2 separate regions of the Homo sapiens genome follow, and region 2 is linked to region 1. A link is an interaction called in ENCODE POLR2A ChIA-PET data of the cell type or tissue named here. Cell type or tissue: PC-9. All regions are shown on one strand. Links, peaks and the distances in the headings refer to the core of each region. The heading gives the core; the rest is flanking DNA.

What was found. ChIA-PET counts read pairs that join two places held together with the same protein. Peaks named below come from ENCODE experiments on the same cell type or tissue, not always from the same donor. Only the 100,000 strongest peaks of a DNase experiment are listed, where the experiment ranks them.
Region 2: POLR2A ChIA-PET joins it to region 1 with 17 read pairs; 1 of 35 experiments calls an interaction of 5 or more read pairs at or near these places.

The regions. Positions count from the first base shown.
Region 1 is chr6:13,722,682-13,730,389 of GRCh38, reverse strand. No RefSeq gene overlaps it. Among named protein-coding and RNA genes, the nearest start is that of RANBP9, 15 kb to the right of the region's middle. In PC-9, for the core only: no CTCF peak of the experiment used is centred there; DNase peaks (open chromatin) are centred at 4,639 and 5,459; H3K4me3 peaks cover 725 bases; H3K27ac peaks cover 2,500 bases.
Region 2 is chr6:15,319,681-15,327,388 of GRCh38, reverse strand. All of the region lies in intron 1 of JARID2 (jumonji and AT-rich interaction domain containing 2), which reads right to left. It also overlaps the pseudogene RNU6-645P. Among named protein-coding and RNA genes, the nearest start is that of JARID2-AS1, 75 kb to the right of the region's middle. RefSeq lists a silencer at 75-124 and an enhancer at 3,921-3,970. In PC-9, for the core only: no CTCF peak of the experiment used is centred there; a DNase peak (open chromatin) is centred at 4,058; H3K27ac peaks cover 1,574 bases.

The DNA of each region.
Region 1 (7,708 bases), core at 3,308-5,807:
GTTTCTCACTGTCAGGGGAGTTAAAAATATGGAAAGGAAGAAAACTAAGATGAATATTGTGGTTTTGGATTAGAATTGGGTGTATTAGTATGAATCAGAGTTTTCAAGATAGATGAATAGATAGACTTATAAACATAAATGAACATCCATATATATGTATTGTGGTGGGCATACTCTCAGAAGGCCCCCACTTATTCACTTTGGGAGGCCTGAGTCTCCTCTTGCATCTACCATGTGTTAAAGATGCTCCTGAGATGCCCTGGAATGATCTGCACCCCCTGTATTCACCCCCAGTATTCATGGTTTCCCCTTGAGTGTGGGCAGAGCCTATGACTCACTTCTAACCAAGAGAATATAGCAAATAGAATGGAATGTCATTTCTGTGAGTATGTTACATAAGATTATAATGTCCATCTTGCTTGGAGACTCTCTTTTGCTTTTTTTTTTTTTCTTTTGAGATGGAGTCTCGCTCTGTTGCCCGGGCTGGAGTGCAGTGGTGCAATCTCAACTAACTGCAACCTCCGCCTCACGAGTTCAAGTGATTCTCCTGCCTCAGCCTCCTGAGTAGCTGGGATTACAGGCGTGCACCACCAAGCCTGTCTAATTTTCGTATTTTTAGTAGAGATGGGGTTTCACCATGTTGGCCAGGCTGGTCTTGAAGTCCTGACCTCAGATGATCTGCTCGCCTCAGCCTCCCAAAGTGCTGGGACTACAAGTATGTGTCACTGTGCCTGGCCTCTGCTTTTTCTTGAGACAAAGTCTTGCTCTGTAGCCCAGGCTGGAGTGCAATGGCGCCATCATAGTTCAATGCAATCTCTGCCTTCTGGGCTCAAGTGATCCTCCTGCCTTAGCCTCCCAATTAGCTGGGACTACAGGCATGTGCCACCATGCCCAGCTAATTTTTTTTGTATTTTTTATAGAGACAGGATTTCGCCATGTTGCCCAGGCTGGTCTCAAAGTCCTGGGCTCAAGTCATCCTCGCCTCGGCCTCCCAAAGTGCTGGGATTACAGGCATGAGCCAGCTCATCTGGTCTTCTTGCTGACTTTGATGAAGCAAGTTGCTAGGTGATGAATCGCCCTAGGGAGAGGCCCACATGGCAAGGAACTGAGGGTAGCCTTCAGCCAATAGCCAGTAAAAGCCTGAGGCCCTCAGTTCAGCACACCCAGAAAGACCTGAATCTTGCTACCACATGAGCTTGAAAGCGTGTCTTTCCTCAGATGAACCCTGAGATAAAACCATAGCCTCAGTTGACATTTTGTGAGAATTTAAAGCAGAGGATTCCACTAAGCCATGCCAGGACTCCTGAGCCACAAAACTGTGAGGTAATGAATGTGTGTTGTTTTAAGATGCTAAATTTGTGGTAATTTGTTATACAGCAATCAATGCCTAACATACGTATGTATGTATATTACTTAGCTCTCGCTGAAAAGGCCTAGAGGAACAACACTCCGATATCAATAAGCACACTGAGCACCTAGATTTTGGCCTCAAACACCATTTGCAATTAAAAGGAATTATGGCTCCTTGGAGAAATGGCTGATTCCAGGGCTGTAGCATGGAAAGTGCGAGATGAGTCTGGAACATCTTGTTGTGCCTGAAAGTCAGGAAGTGCTCAGAAAGTGTTGGGGACAAGTCAAAAGGCATAGAAGACAGGTAGAGGGGCTCCAACTAGCCTACTGAGGGACAATCTGAATATCAAAATAAATAATAATGATGAATTCTAACCCTATTGAATAAAATTGGAAATCACATCCATAGAGCTATAAATAAATAAATGAAAGTTTGATGAAGAATGGGATATTTGGATTATTTCACAGCATCTCTCCACAAAATATTTATTAATTGCAAAGAGGAAAAGAATAACTTTATAGTGGAGAAGACTGACAGCACCTTTATTAAATGATAAAAGTTAGCATCATCAGAAATGCAACACATTACTATTGTGTGGCACCTGATACACTGAGAAGAACACAGAGGCATTTCTATGATATGCCTCCCAAGATTCATAACCTGAATCTACACTTGAGGAAATAGAGAAGCCCAAATTAAGGGACGCTAAAAAATAACTGGCCTGTAATCTTCAAAAGTGTCAGGGTCAGGAAAGTCAAGGAGTTACTGAGGAAGTGTTTCATGGCTAGAGACATATGACAAGTAACTGCAATGCATGGTTTGAACTGGATCATTAGCTGTAAACAATGTTATTGGGGCAACTGGTAAAATTTGAATGGGATGTGAAGATTAGATAGTACTAACGCATCAGTGTTTCTTTCCTGATTCTGATGGTTATATTTCGGTTATGTAGAATATCTTGTTTGTAGAAATTCCACACAGGTGATGTCAGCAATTTGCTCTCAAATGGCTCAGTAGAAATAGTTCTTTGAATTGTATCTCTGATTTCCCTGTAATTTTGTGATTGTTTCAAAAATTAAAAAAATTTTTTTAAAAGGAAGAAATGCTGGTCTCCCTTAGAACTTGTTGGAAATGCAGCTTCTTGAGCCCCACCCCAGATCAATTCTTCAGGTGATTCTGATGCACTGAGAACCACTGTACTAGCCCGTTTATTCAAATTTTAACATCAAAAAACCATTTCTTAGCTGAGTGTGACTCCCACTACTGGACACAAATAAGATTGGTCTTTTAAAATTTCTACTCCTATTTCCATTGATAATTCATTATAAAGCTGAAAAGGTTGATACTAAGAAAGTAGAATAATACATTTTAGAACTGTTTTGAAAAAAGAGGGAAGGAACTGCTATTTATTGAGAGCATGCCATATGCCAAGCTTCATGCTAGTTTCTTTCTTGTAGGAAAGAAAATCCATGGATTTTCAGGATAGCCTCCAGAAATTTAAATCAGAATCCTCCAGCCCAATTCACTGAATATTCTAGCTTCTTAGAAACCATTCACCATTCCTTCAACAAACATCTATTGATGGCCTACTATGTGCCAGGAGTAAGAAAAGCACTGAAAGTTACATGGCAGTAAATTCATGTACACAGTATTTGGTGCTTATGACAAAAACCTTCATAGCACATGTAACCTTTTTTAAAATAAGAGCTTTATTGAGATATAATTCACATACCACATAATTTATCCATTTAATATGTACAATTCAGCAGTTTTTAGTATATTCACAAAGTTGTGCAACCATCACCATCATACCTTTTAGAACATTTCACCACCCCCAAAATAAATTTTCTACCCACTAGCAGTCACTCCTCACTCTCTCTTCCCCCCAACTCCTGACAACCACTAATCTACTTTCTGTGTCTATGGATTTGCCTATCCTGAACATTGCATATAAAAGGAAACATAAAATATGTGGTCTTTTGTGATTGGCACCCTTCAATTAGCATAATATTATGAAGGTTCATCTGTGTTGTAACATTCATCAGAACCAGAACTCCATTCCTTTATACTGCTGAATAATGTTCCACTCTATGAATAGACAACATTTTATTTTTAAATGTTTAATTGAATTTAATTAAAAAATTCTTGAGACAGGGTCTCGCTCTGTCACCCAAGCTGGAGAGCAGTGGCATGATCACAGCCCACTGCAGCCTCGACCTCACGGGCTCCAGAGATCCTTCCACCTCAGCCTTCCGAGTAGCTGGGTGTACAGGTGCGCACCATTACGCCTGGCTAACTTTTCTATTTTTTTCTAGAGATAGGGTTTCTTCATGTTGCCCAGGCTGGTCTCAAACTCCTGGACACAAGCGATCCGGCCTCCCAAAGTGCTGAGATTACAGATGTGAGCCACTGTGCCCGGCCAACATTTTATTTATCCATTCATCCATTGATGGATATTTGGATTATTTCTACTTTTTTACTATTATGAATAATGCTGCTATGAACATTTGTGTGCAAGTTTTTATGTGAACATATGTTTTCCTTTCTTTTGGGTATATACCCAGGAGTAGAATTGCTGGGTCATATGGGAAATCTAAGTTTAAGCTTGGAGGAACTGCCATACTGTTTTCACACCTGCAGTGTCTGAGCGTATCAGGGCTCTGATTTCTGCACATCCTTGTCAACACTTGGTATAGTATATGTAATCTTTGCATCATAATTAAACTGTGAACACTTAATTCTTTTTTTTTTTTTTTTTTTTTTGAGACGGAGTCTCTCTCTATCTCCCAGGCTGGAGTGCAGTGGCGTGATCTCGGCTCACTGCAAGCTCCGCCTCCTGGGTTCACGCCATTCTCCTGCCTCAGCCTCCCGAGTAGCTGGGATTACAGGTGCCCGCCATCACGCCCGGCTAATTTTTTGTATTTTTGGTAGAGATGGGGTTTCACCGTGTTAGCCAGGATGGTCTTGATCTCCTGACCTCGTGATCTGCCCGCCTCGGCCTCCCAAAGAGCTGGGATTACAGGTGTGAGCCAACGTGCCCAGCCCCTACACTTAATTCTTAGAATGAAGACCACTGGATGGGTTATAAAGACTTGAAATCAAGCATTATGAAAGTAGCTTGCTTGTGTCATCAAGAAGTATTTAAGGAGTGCCTCCTAGATATAGGGCACTACAATAGGAAATAGGCTCTTTGAAGGTGTTTTTTTGTGGTTGTGTTAAGTAAATGGGGCACCTATGACTCAGATTTCCCTGGCAAGCCAGGAAGTATCTCAAAATCTCCAGGTCTGGTTCTACAGGCAGGGCAGCATGACTGAAAAATCTGGTATTTCAGATCACCCACGGTAGGCAGGGACAAGTAATGATAGCTTTTGGCAAACCTAAGACAGATCCAGGACACCTGTAATTGGCCTGAGTTTCCGGCTTTGAGTTCAGACCTAGCCTTTAGGCCACTAACTGGTGAACCATTGGCCAGATCTGACCCACAGAGGTGTTTTGTTTGACCTGTGAAGTGTTTGGAACGTTTTGATTTGAAATTCCTTTATGCTCTCCACTCTGTTATTGTTTTATACCCGACCTGGTTCACTCTTTTACATTATCTACCTGGCTCATGGAGGTATTTGAGTTTGCAAGTCCTGCTCAGGATGATGCCTTAGTCATATGTTTAAGGCCTGGGCAATTATCAAATAGAATATCATTGCCATAATAAAAAAGCAGAGTTACATCCCTATATCAACAAGAAGCAGTTGTTAAACCCATAATTGTGCAACATGCAACATAGAGAACAGTAAATAGTTGTGACCTATACCTATGAGGACCTTATAAACTAAGGTAAACCATGCTGACACAGACAGACTTTCACATGGTCAACAGAGAGTAGAAAAAGGCATATGGACCATGAAAATAAACATGATGAAGGTCAGTAATGAGCATGGTGGCAACAGCCAAACTTACGGGCTTGTGTTCCTACGTACACACGTATTCTAAAAATCGTCTCTTTATGAAAGACCCTCTTCCCAGATTAAACCTATTAAAATGTGAACTTATTTGATGGACATATTTGCAAGACTTGTGACATTCCAACATTGCTCAGTAATGCCAACATTCAGAGAGTTCTCTTAAGGCAGATGTAGTCATTGAAATGATCAGGTGTGTGATTAGAAATGTGACTGGAAGGCCAGGTGCAGTGGCTCTCACCTGTAATCCCAGCACTGTGGGAGGCCGAGGCAGGTGGATCACCTAAGGTCAGAAGTTTGAGACCAGCCTAGCCAACATGGTAGACCCCGTTTCTACTAAAAATACAAAAATTAGCCTGGTGGGGTGGCAGGAGCCTGTAATCCCTGCTACTCAGGAGGCTGAGGCATTAAAATCATCTGTATCTGGGAGGCGAAGGTTGCAGTGAGCTGAGATGGCACCACTGCACTCCAGCCTGGGTGACAGAGTGAGACTCCATCTCAAAAAAAAAAAAAAAAAAGCATCCTTGGATGCTCTTGGTGCCCTGAGCATGTCCTGTCACCTGCTGATGCACCCATCTCAGGCCACAGGGAATGTTGCCAGTGACTCATAGCCACACCCTCACCTCCTTGCCCAGAGATCCCTCGGATGTTATACCACCCCAGGGAGGAATGTGGTCTGCAGCTAATGAGTGGTTAATACAGGCTTTAAAAGCCCTGGACTCTTGCCTTAAGGTGGGATGACTGCATGGTGCACACACACTCCAGAGCTTCCTGTGGGGTTAGGCTGGAGCCAGACCTCACCGAGCTTACATCTTCGCCTGGCTTCCTCCCCGTGCTAGTTTACTTCCCTTATTCCCCTACACATTTCACTTGAGAGCACTCTGTCAAAAGATCACAGGTACCAGAAACCCCATCTCAGCCTCCGTTTCTAGGAAACCTGATCTGGGACACCTAACCTACCCTACAAAATTGTCCTTATGGGGTCAAATTTTTAAATAGTTATTAAAGCATAATACACATGACATTAGGCATGTAATGGTTAGAAAGTAACAGCCCTGAGCTGCAGCAGTCATGGTGACCCTCTAATAGTCCCTTAAAGGCAGTTTTATGGCATTAATGCCTCTGCCCAGTGGAAGAGCCATTTCAGTTCATACTTCAATCATAAAATTACTTTTCCATCAAACCAGAATGCTTATATAACCCCTTCCTTTACTGAAATGTGGCCAGAACCGAGAGAGAGAGAGAGAGCTATAAAATTATGAAGACAAGCAGTGAGCCTAGATTGCCTTATTGACGTACATAATTTATATAACCAAGCTCTGTATCTTACAGAAAAGTACTTTCAAATAGAAAGTGCTTTGATTTTGATGAGAGAACTGTGATTGTTATATCACTCTGGCTTCTACAATGCACAGTATACCTAATTGTCTTAACAACTTTGTGCAACATTTTTCCTGAAACCTAAAAAGTTTGCAGTGTGTGTATGTGTGGATTGGTTTCCAAGGGCTGCTGTAACAAATGGCCACAAATTTGGTGGCTTACCACAACAGAAGTTTATTCTCTCACAGCACTGGAGGCCAGAAGTCTGCAATCAAGATGTCATAGGGCTACACTCCCTCCAGCTCCACAGGAGAGGGTCCATTCTTTGCCTTTTCCAGGTTCTGGTGGCTGGTGGCATTCCTTGACTTGTGGCAGCATCTCTCTAGGCTCCATTTTCACACGGTCTTCCCTTCTCTGCGTGTCTTTTCTGTCTCAAATCTCCCTCTGCCTCTCTCTTATAAGGATACTTGTCATTGGATTTAGGGCCTGCAAGGATAATCCAGGATGATCTTGTTCAAGATCCTTAACTTAATGACATTTGCAAGGACCCTTTTACCAAATAAAGTCAGAGTCACAGGTTCTAGGGATTTGAGGTGGACAGCTTTCTAGGGTGCCATTTTTGGTTCTACCACAGTGTTTATAAACGTGGGTGTGCACAACCACAGGAAGATAAGGAGGGGTGTATATATTTGAAGAACCTGATCAGAGCTTGTACATTTAGCTTGTACAGTCTAACTTGTACATTTAGACTCACATTGAACATCCACAATCTTAACTCCTTTCTTTTTTTTCTTGAGACGGAGTCTCACTCTGTCGCCCAGGGTTGAGTGCAGTGGAGCGATCTGGGCTCACTGCAACCTCTGCTTCCCGGGTTCAAGCAGTTCTCCTGCCTTGGCCTACGAAGTAACTGGGATTACAGGCACTCGGCACCACGCCCAGCTAATTTTTTGTATTTTTAGTAGAGATGGGTTTTCACCATGTTGGCCAGGCTGGTTACACACTCCTGACCTGAAGTGATCTGCCCACCTCGGCCTCCCTGAGTGCTGGGATTACAGGTGTGAGCCACCGCACCCTGGCCAGTCTT
Region 2 (7,708 bases), core at 2,515-5,014, 1.6 Mb before region 1:
ACTGATAAGGGACTATAATATGAAAATGTGCAGGGGTGGGGTGGAGGCGAGTCAAAAGGCACCTATGCAGCCAGCTATGATAGCACCACTGCACTCCAACCTGGGTGACAGGGCAAGACCGTCTCTTAAAAAAGAAAACAAAAAAGGAACCTAGAAGTTACCATTTTTATTTGTCTATTTAAAAAACAAATTTTTAAAAAAGAAACAGCACCAACCCCAAAAAAGAAAAGGAGGAAGGAGGCTAACAGAGTAAGAGAAAGGGGAGAAAAAAGATCCCAAAGCAAAACCCATCAGCCGTGTTTCAGGTCGGGCCCAAATGTTGCTGCCAGATTAAATGACCCACCTTCACTCTCAAAAGCTGTGGCACTTGGAACAAGTGACCTCATTTCCTCAAGAACAACAAATTAAAGGGACAGAGAGATTAAAAACAAACATGTTTTATCAACCCAACCAGTATCAATGTATAGACCTTATTTGAAAACATGAGACTGACAGTAGGGGAAATCTGAACACTTGACTCATTATGTTATCATTATCATGGGTATGTTTTCTCTAAATAGAATTCACAGCTTTTAAAAATTAATGCTGTGCTGGACGTGGTGGCTGACGCCTATTATCCCAGAACTTTCGGAGGCCAAGGTGGACTGATCACTTTAGGCCAGGAGTTTGAGACCAGTAAGGCCAACATGGTGAAACCATGTCTCTACTAAAAATACAAAATTATCCATGTGCAGTGGCACATACCTGTAGTCCCAGCTACCTGGGAGGCTGAGGCATGAGAACTGTCTGAGTCTGGGAGGTGGAGGTCGCAGTGAGCGAAGATCGAGCCACTGCACTCCAGCCTGGGTTACAGAGCCAGAATCTGTCTCCAAAGAAAATAAAAACATTAATACTGACAGGCCAGGCGTGGTGGCTCACTCCTGTAACCTCAGCACTTTGGAAGGCTAAGGCATGGGGCCAGGACTTCAAGGACAGCCTGAGCAACATAGTGAGACCCCATCTACCAAAAATAAAAATTAGCTGGGTATGGTGGTGCACACATGCGGTCCTAGCTAGTGAGAAGGCTGAGGCGAGAGTATTGCATAAGCCCAGGTGTTTGAGGTCACAGTGAGCTATGATGGCACCACCACTGAACTCCACCCTGTCTCCACCTTCCACCCCCCAAAAAAATGTCTGAGATTTGCTTCACTTAGAGTAAAGGTGTAAATGAAACAAAATTCACCATGGGTTGATACTTCTGCAATTAGGAGAGGCTGCATAGAAGTGTACTGCATATTTTCAGGACTCAAAAAAGCTACTGTTTACCTGGGTTTCATATACACATTGATATTTACCATACTAGAAATTAAAACAAATTTCATATTAATTCATTTAGAAAATTATACAATCATTACATGTTAACAGAAATAAAATTTTTATGAAAATTGTATTTTACACATTGAAAAAACTGTGAGAAAAGTGGCACTGCTTTCCACTTCTGCAAAAGTCTTTAATATCTGGCTTAACGGGAGTCAACACAGTTCTCATAACTCAATTCAATCTGATGCAATATCACATATCATGTAGTATCTGGAAAGCCCCACTGCACATTTGTGAGAAAATGAAGACAATAATGTCTCAGTTTTTACCATGGTACTACTTTTCGCCTTGGAAACTCCCAGGAAGGGACTATGATCTAGGGATCCCTAGATGACAGTTTGAGAACCGCTGTGATGGAGCAAAGTCTATGGCGGTAAATAAGAATTTCCTTGACTTAGCAAGATTTCTACGATCCTCTTTACTCTGGTGAAATCAAAGTCCCAAGTTGACAAAAAGAACATCATGTCACCCCTGAACACCCTCCTGCACACCACACCATCATGAAGAAAGGGTCTCTGTAGTATGGACTGGTCAAAGTACCCTTAGACATTCCCACAGCTAAATTCAGGACAAGCTGTGAATGTTCAAGATGTACTTCTAGACCGCTGATCCCTAATAGGAAATCAATATGCTGGGTCTCTTGACAAGCAATTTTCTTTTAAATTAAATAGGGGGAAAAAAAGGATAGATTACAATATAACACGGAGAGTGAGGCTAAGCTGAAATTGTTTCAGTTGTGTGTGTGCACACACACAGGTAGCCACAAATACTGGGTCTCAATTCGAAAGTTCTTATTGCAAATAAAAGTCAAAATTAACAACAACACAATTCCCTCAGGTACAAGGTACAGATTATAAAAGTCTTTATAAAGAAAGAAAATGGGAAGAAAAACCATGTTTGAAGAGGAAGTAAAGGTGGTGACTAAATTAAGTTAAAAAAATCAAGTTTTGAAATTGTGGTATGGTCCTCATTAAAGAAAAAAAAAGAAATTATAAACACATACGAATACACAGAAAAACTCTAAAAGCATCTCCTCCAGCAAGGGATTTAGGCAGGCTTGAGTGCAACTTATTACTTTATTCCTTTCAGGGCTGTTGAAATTCTTTGACAAAGGGCAGGGAATGCTTTCAGAGTTTAAAACAACAACAACAAAAGACATTCTTTTCTTTTTTTTTTTTTTAATAACAAAACCACCTCTGACCCGTACTTTGCTCCAAACAAATATTAACTCAAAAAGCAGTTGGCGGGAGCGGTGGCTCACACTTGCAATCCCAGCACTGTGAGAGGCCGAGGCAGGAGGATCACACTTGAACTCAGGAGTTTGCAAAGTGCCTGGAAAATAAAGCAAGGCTACAAAACTACCAAAAAAAAAAAAAAACACAAAAATCAGCCAGGCGTGGTGGTGCACGCCTGTAGTACCAGCTACTTGGGAGGCCAAGACAGGAGAACTGCTTGAACCCAGAAGGCGGAGGCGGAGATTGCAGTGAACCTCCAGCCTGGTTCAAAGACTGTCTTTTAAAAAAAAGAAAAAGAAGAAGAAAAAGGAGGGGGGTCATAGTGCTCACCTTGGCAGCTCATATATTAAAACTGGAACATTACACAGAAGATAACACGGCCCCCGTATAAAGATGACATGCAAATTCGTGAAGCTTTTCTTTTTAAAGTGATCACAAGCAAAATGTGGGGGAAAAAATTATAAAACTCCAAGAGGAAACACAAGAGATAATCCTTCCAATCTTAGGTTATACAAAGATTTCCTAGGACACAAAAAGGATGAATGATAATACCTTGGGCTTCATACAAATCAAAAAGGATTTTCTTTTTTTTTTTTCCAGTTTTTTTTTTTCTTTTGAGACAGAGTCTAGCTCTGTCCCCCAGGCTGGAGTGCAGTGGCCCAATCTTGGCTCACTGCAAGCTCTGCCTCCCCGGTTCATGCCATTCTCCTGCCTCAGCCTGAGTAGCTGGGACTACAGGCGCCCGCCACCACGCCCGGCTAATTTTTTGTATTTTTAGTAGAGACAGGGTTTCACCATGTTAGCCAGGATGGTCTCGATCTGCTGACCTTGTGATCCGCCCGCCTCAGCCTCCCAAAATGCTGGGATTACAGGCATGAGCCACCACGCCCAGCCTTTTTTATTTTTTGACAGAATCTTGCTCTGTCACCCAGGCTGGAGTACAGTGGCGCGATCAGCTCACTGCATCTTCTGCCTCCAGGGCTCAAGTGATTCTCACGTGGCCTCCAGAGTAGCTGGGATTACAGGCGCACACCACCACACCCGGCTAATTTTTGTATTTTGAGTAAAGAGAGAATCTCACCATGTTGCGATCTGCCTGCTTCGGCCTCCCAAAGTGCAGGGATTACAGGTGTGAGCCACCACACCCAACAAAAGGAATTTTCTTTGGAAGGCAATGTTAAGAAATGTTACAGGTTGCCTTGTGTCCCCTAAAAAGTCTTATGCTTAAGTCCAAACCCCTAGTACCTCAGTATGTGACTGAATTTGAAGATCTGAAGTAAAAGGACAGCAGTAGGGTGGTCTCTGAGCAATAAAGTTCAAGACAAAAGACGACAAGTTTGCTGTCAAGGGAAAAGCACCAAAGAGAGAAGGCCAAGCCACATATCTATGAAGACGCTAGGCCAAGAGGGCAGGATTTCCCGGTGCTGTAGCACACCCAGGCTGGGCTAGGGTGAGTCACACACACACACCTGGCTCATTCCTGTGATTGTAAGAAAGAAAAGGAAAGAACAAGACACAGCTAATCCTACACAGTTCAGATATGCTTAATGGATAGAGAAGGCAATCAGGGAGAAATGCATTTGGGAAACCAGGCTGTGCCTGCCTGCCTGGCAAGCAAAAGCCCACCACCCACACAGAGCTAAGAGGTTTCGTACCACAGAGTGCAAAAGAAAAACAGCCAGAATGAATGTGTCAGGAAACCTACAACCAGAATGTTGTGAGGAAAAGTAACCTACAGTCCTGGTGTTTGCTACCTTAGCATTTGCTAGAATGAGCCTGCTGCTACGACCAAATTGCATACAGTCCAATCTCAAATGAACCAGATAATTCAGAACAGCTTGGAATTTTTCTCTCTGGTTTAAGAGTATGCTGTTATGTTTATATTATGGTTATGCCTAATATTCTGGAATTTGGAAATCAAGGGGAAAGTTTTATTTTGTTTGAAGACATAATTTGGAAGTGGTTTAGGAAATCAACTATCCCCTCTTCTCTATGCTGAAATCTCCCCTACTGCTACCCCCAGGGTTCACCAACTTCTCATACAAAACATCACCCCCAAAATGAGCTGCTGGCTCCCTAATTTGCTGTTTGGCTAAATGACTTAAAGAGAGAAGTTTTGGGTCAGCCAGTGGCTTAGTGCAAATATTCCCTGGCTCCTGGCTAAAAATATGGCCCAGGTATTTGGGTTTAGTCAAATCCCTGAAATCTAAGCATTTCTCATGTCATTAAAACTCATTAAATCCTTGCAGGGTAGGTAGATGCTACCAGTATCTCCCACTTTGAAGGAAAGGAATCAGAGAAGAATGTTACTTAAAAGCACACACCTAGCCAGTGTATCCAGTGCTTCCTGTACACAGACAAAACACACTGGGTGATAAAACATTTCACAGGAACTTGCAAATCAATAATTGGTCCAGAGAGTGATAATAGTGAATATGGCTTGCGTAGCTAGGACTACAGGAGTGTGTCACCATGCCTGGCAAGTGCCCTCTAACCAAGTCTCAGAATCAGAAGCACAGAAGCCTGTGCACCTTTTCCTCACTCTTACTGCTCCTTGAAAACTAAGCTTCAACAAATGACCCTATGATTCTACATGCCTGTTTGGATATTTGAAATTACAATTATGTGTTTTTCATGCTACCAAACAGGAGCTATGCAGATTTCCCATTCTCCCATTAACCACTAGACACTAAATCTAATACTTCTTCCAGGCCGGGCGCGGTAGCTCATGCCTGTAATTACAGCACTTTGGGAGGCAGGCGAACAACGAAGTCAGGAGTTTGAGGCCAGCCTGGCCAACATGGTGAAACCCCGTCTCTAGTAAAAATACAAAAAATTAGCTGGGCGTAGTGCTGGGCAGTGTAATCCCAGCTACTTGGGAGGCTAAGGCAGGAGAATTGCTTGAACCCGGAAGGCGAAGTTTGCAGTGAGCCGAGATCACACCGCTGCACTCCAACCTGGGCGACAAAGTGAGACTCCATCTCAAAAAAAAAAAAAAAAAAAAAAAAAAACAAGAATTCTTCCAATTATAAAATTAGATTGCTATTCTAACTCACACTCTATTATTGAAGTCTCATATCTTCAAAGAAAGCATTTCTGTTGTTTGTTCTTGTTAACTTACTTAGCCACTGACCCAAAGAAGAGTCAAGCAATTGGCTTGTAAATACGAGGAGAAGCTGAAGGAAATCATGTTTTCTAATGACAAGTTACGAAGTAGATAAACCCCCTGACAGTCAGTCTTTGGTTCTGAATAGAGATCTTGATTTCACTGCCACCCACATTTAAGAAACAGAGCAGAAGTAATAAAAAGCTACAAACCATGTTTCAAGGCCCAATCAAAAAGGTTTACAAAATTGTTAAATATTTCCTGCTCAAACATAATTTGAATTGCAGGTTCCCATTAATGAAATATGTGCCGTAATTAATACTACATGTGAGTTCATTAGTTCATAGTTAGCCTTAGTTACAGAGTGGACAACTCACAACTATTAATAATTTCATGATTTTTCTTTGTGATGTAAAAAAATGACATTCCCTTCATTCCCTTTATCCCCACAAGAAGGTGTATGATTATACTGATTATACTGATATATAGTATATATATCATGGCACAGGGCCAGGTGTTTTGTAATTGATAACACTGAGTAATCAGACTGTTGAATTCTTGCACAGATCTAGTTATTTTCTTCCAAAAATTCTTTTAAGTTCCTGGCATTTTCAATCTGCTCACAACATACTAACTACTGCAAAATACTACTTGTAATAATGAAATCATTCATATGATACACCGCCTCCCATCCCCAAATTTGAATTCTAACATTTCATAAAACTCCCAAACAAGATGAGAAAATGTACCAGCATCACAAAATTACTACAAACTGCAAGTCATACTTCACATGCAAGTTTAACTAACACACACACACACACACACACACACACACAGAGAGAGAGAGAGAATGAATCATATTCTTGCATGGCCATGGCTGAAAATAATATAGATTGGTCTCTAATTTACATATATTGCATATGAAAATGAATTAGAGGCCATATGCTTAACTCCACAAATGAAATACAGTAATTATTTCCTATATTATCCTTTCTGAATAACATCTAATCTAGCTACTAAAGAAGGATCCCTGATTAGATAAGAAGGAAACATTTGGGTCATTAGCTATACAGTTTCATCTTCTTTAAGAACTGCATTGTAATGAATACCAGATGAATTTAAACTACAGTAGGTTTCAAAATAAACTACAAATCACATTTATGTATGGTTTTTGATAATTAACAGTCATCATTTCACCTTCTACTTCAACCCACTTAAATCCCCCAAAGCTACCAATCCACTCTAATTTGTGTAAAGAACAATGACTGAGTTTCTTAAATATATTTTTCTATTCTCACACTTACATTCTACGAACTACCTAATTAAATGTAAAGTCTTCCTCTTTTCAACTGGTTATGATGGAAAAGAAACAGAGTTAACCTAACTTGAATTACCGGCTTATAACCAACACCTTACCTGTGTCTTAACTGAATACTAAGTCACTGGAATTGTAGAGGACATTAACACTGTAATACATTTTCCATTCTCTTCACAAGCATCCACAACCACAGTCTCTTCTAGTCAGTTTTTGTTGGATACTGATCCACATAGATCAGAAGCTGATCGGCTCACCATGGTAAATATTTGAAACATACTAATAAAACAATGGAAGAAACCAGCAAGATAAAAGTAATCAGGTTCTACTAATATAGCCTTGTCTACTTAAAATTACTTGTATTTACATAGATACACTCCCTAACAAGCGTATGGCTGAAATATCTCAGTGCTTAGCTCCAGTTCGAATAAGGAAAGAGTCAAGGGGCTGAACTTCTCTGAAATCAAAAGGTAAATGATGCAGTGAAGCAAGAAGCCTTGATGACTGCATCAAATTTGCATAATTTGTTTAAGAAGTACCCACCACTATTTTAATTTACATAATCTGCAACCATTGATTAGGTAGTTTTTCATCATATAAAGTTAAAGGGCCATCCTCAGGTTAAACTTTTCCTGCTTCTCCCTCAAACACAGATCTCACTTCTAATTGTGTTCCAGAAACTATGGACAGACC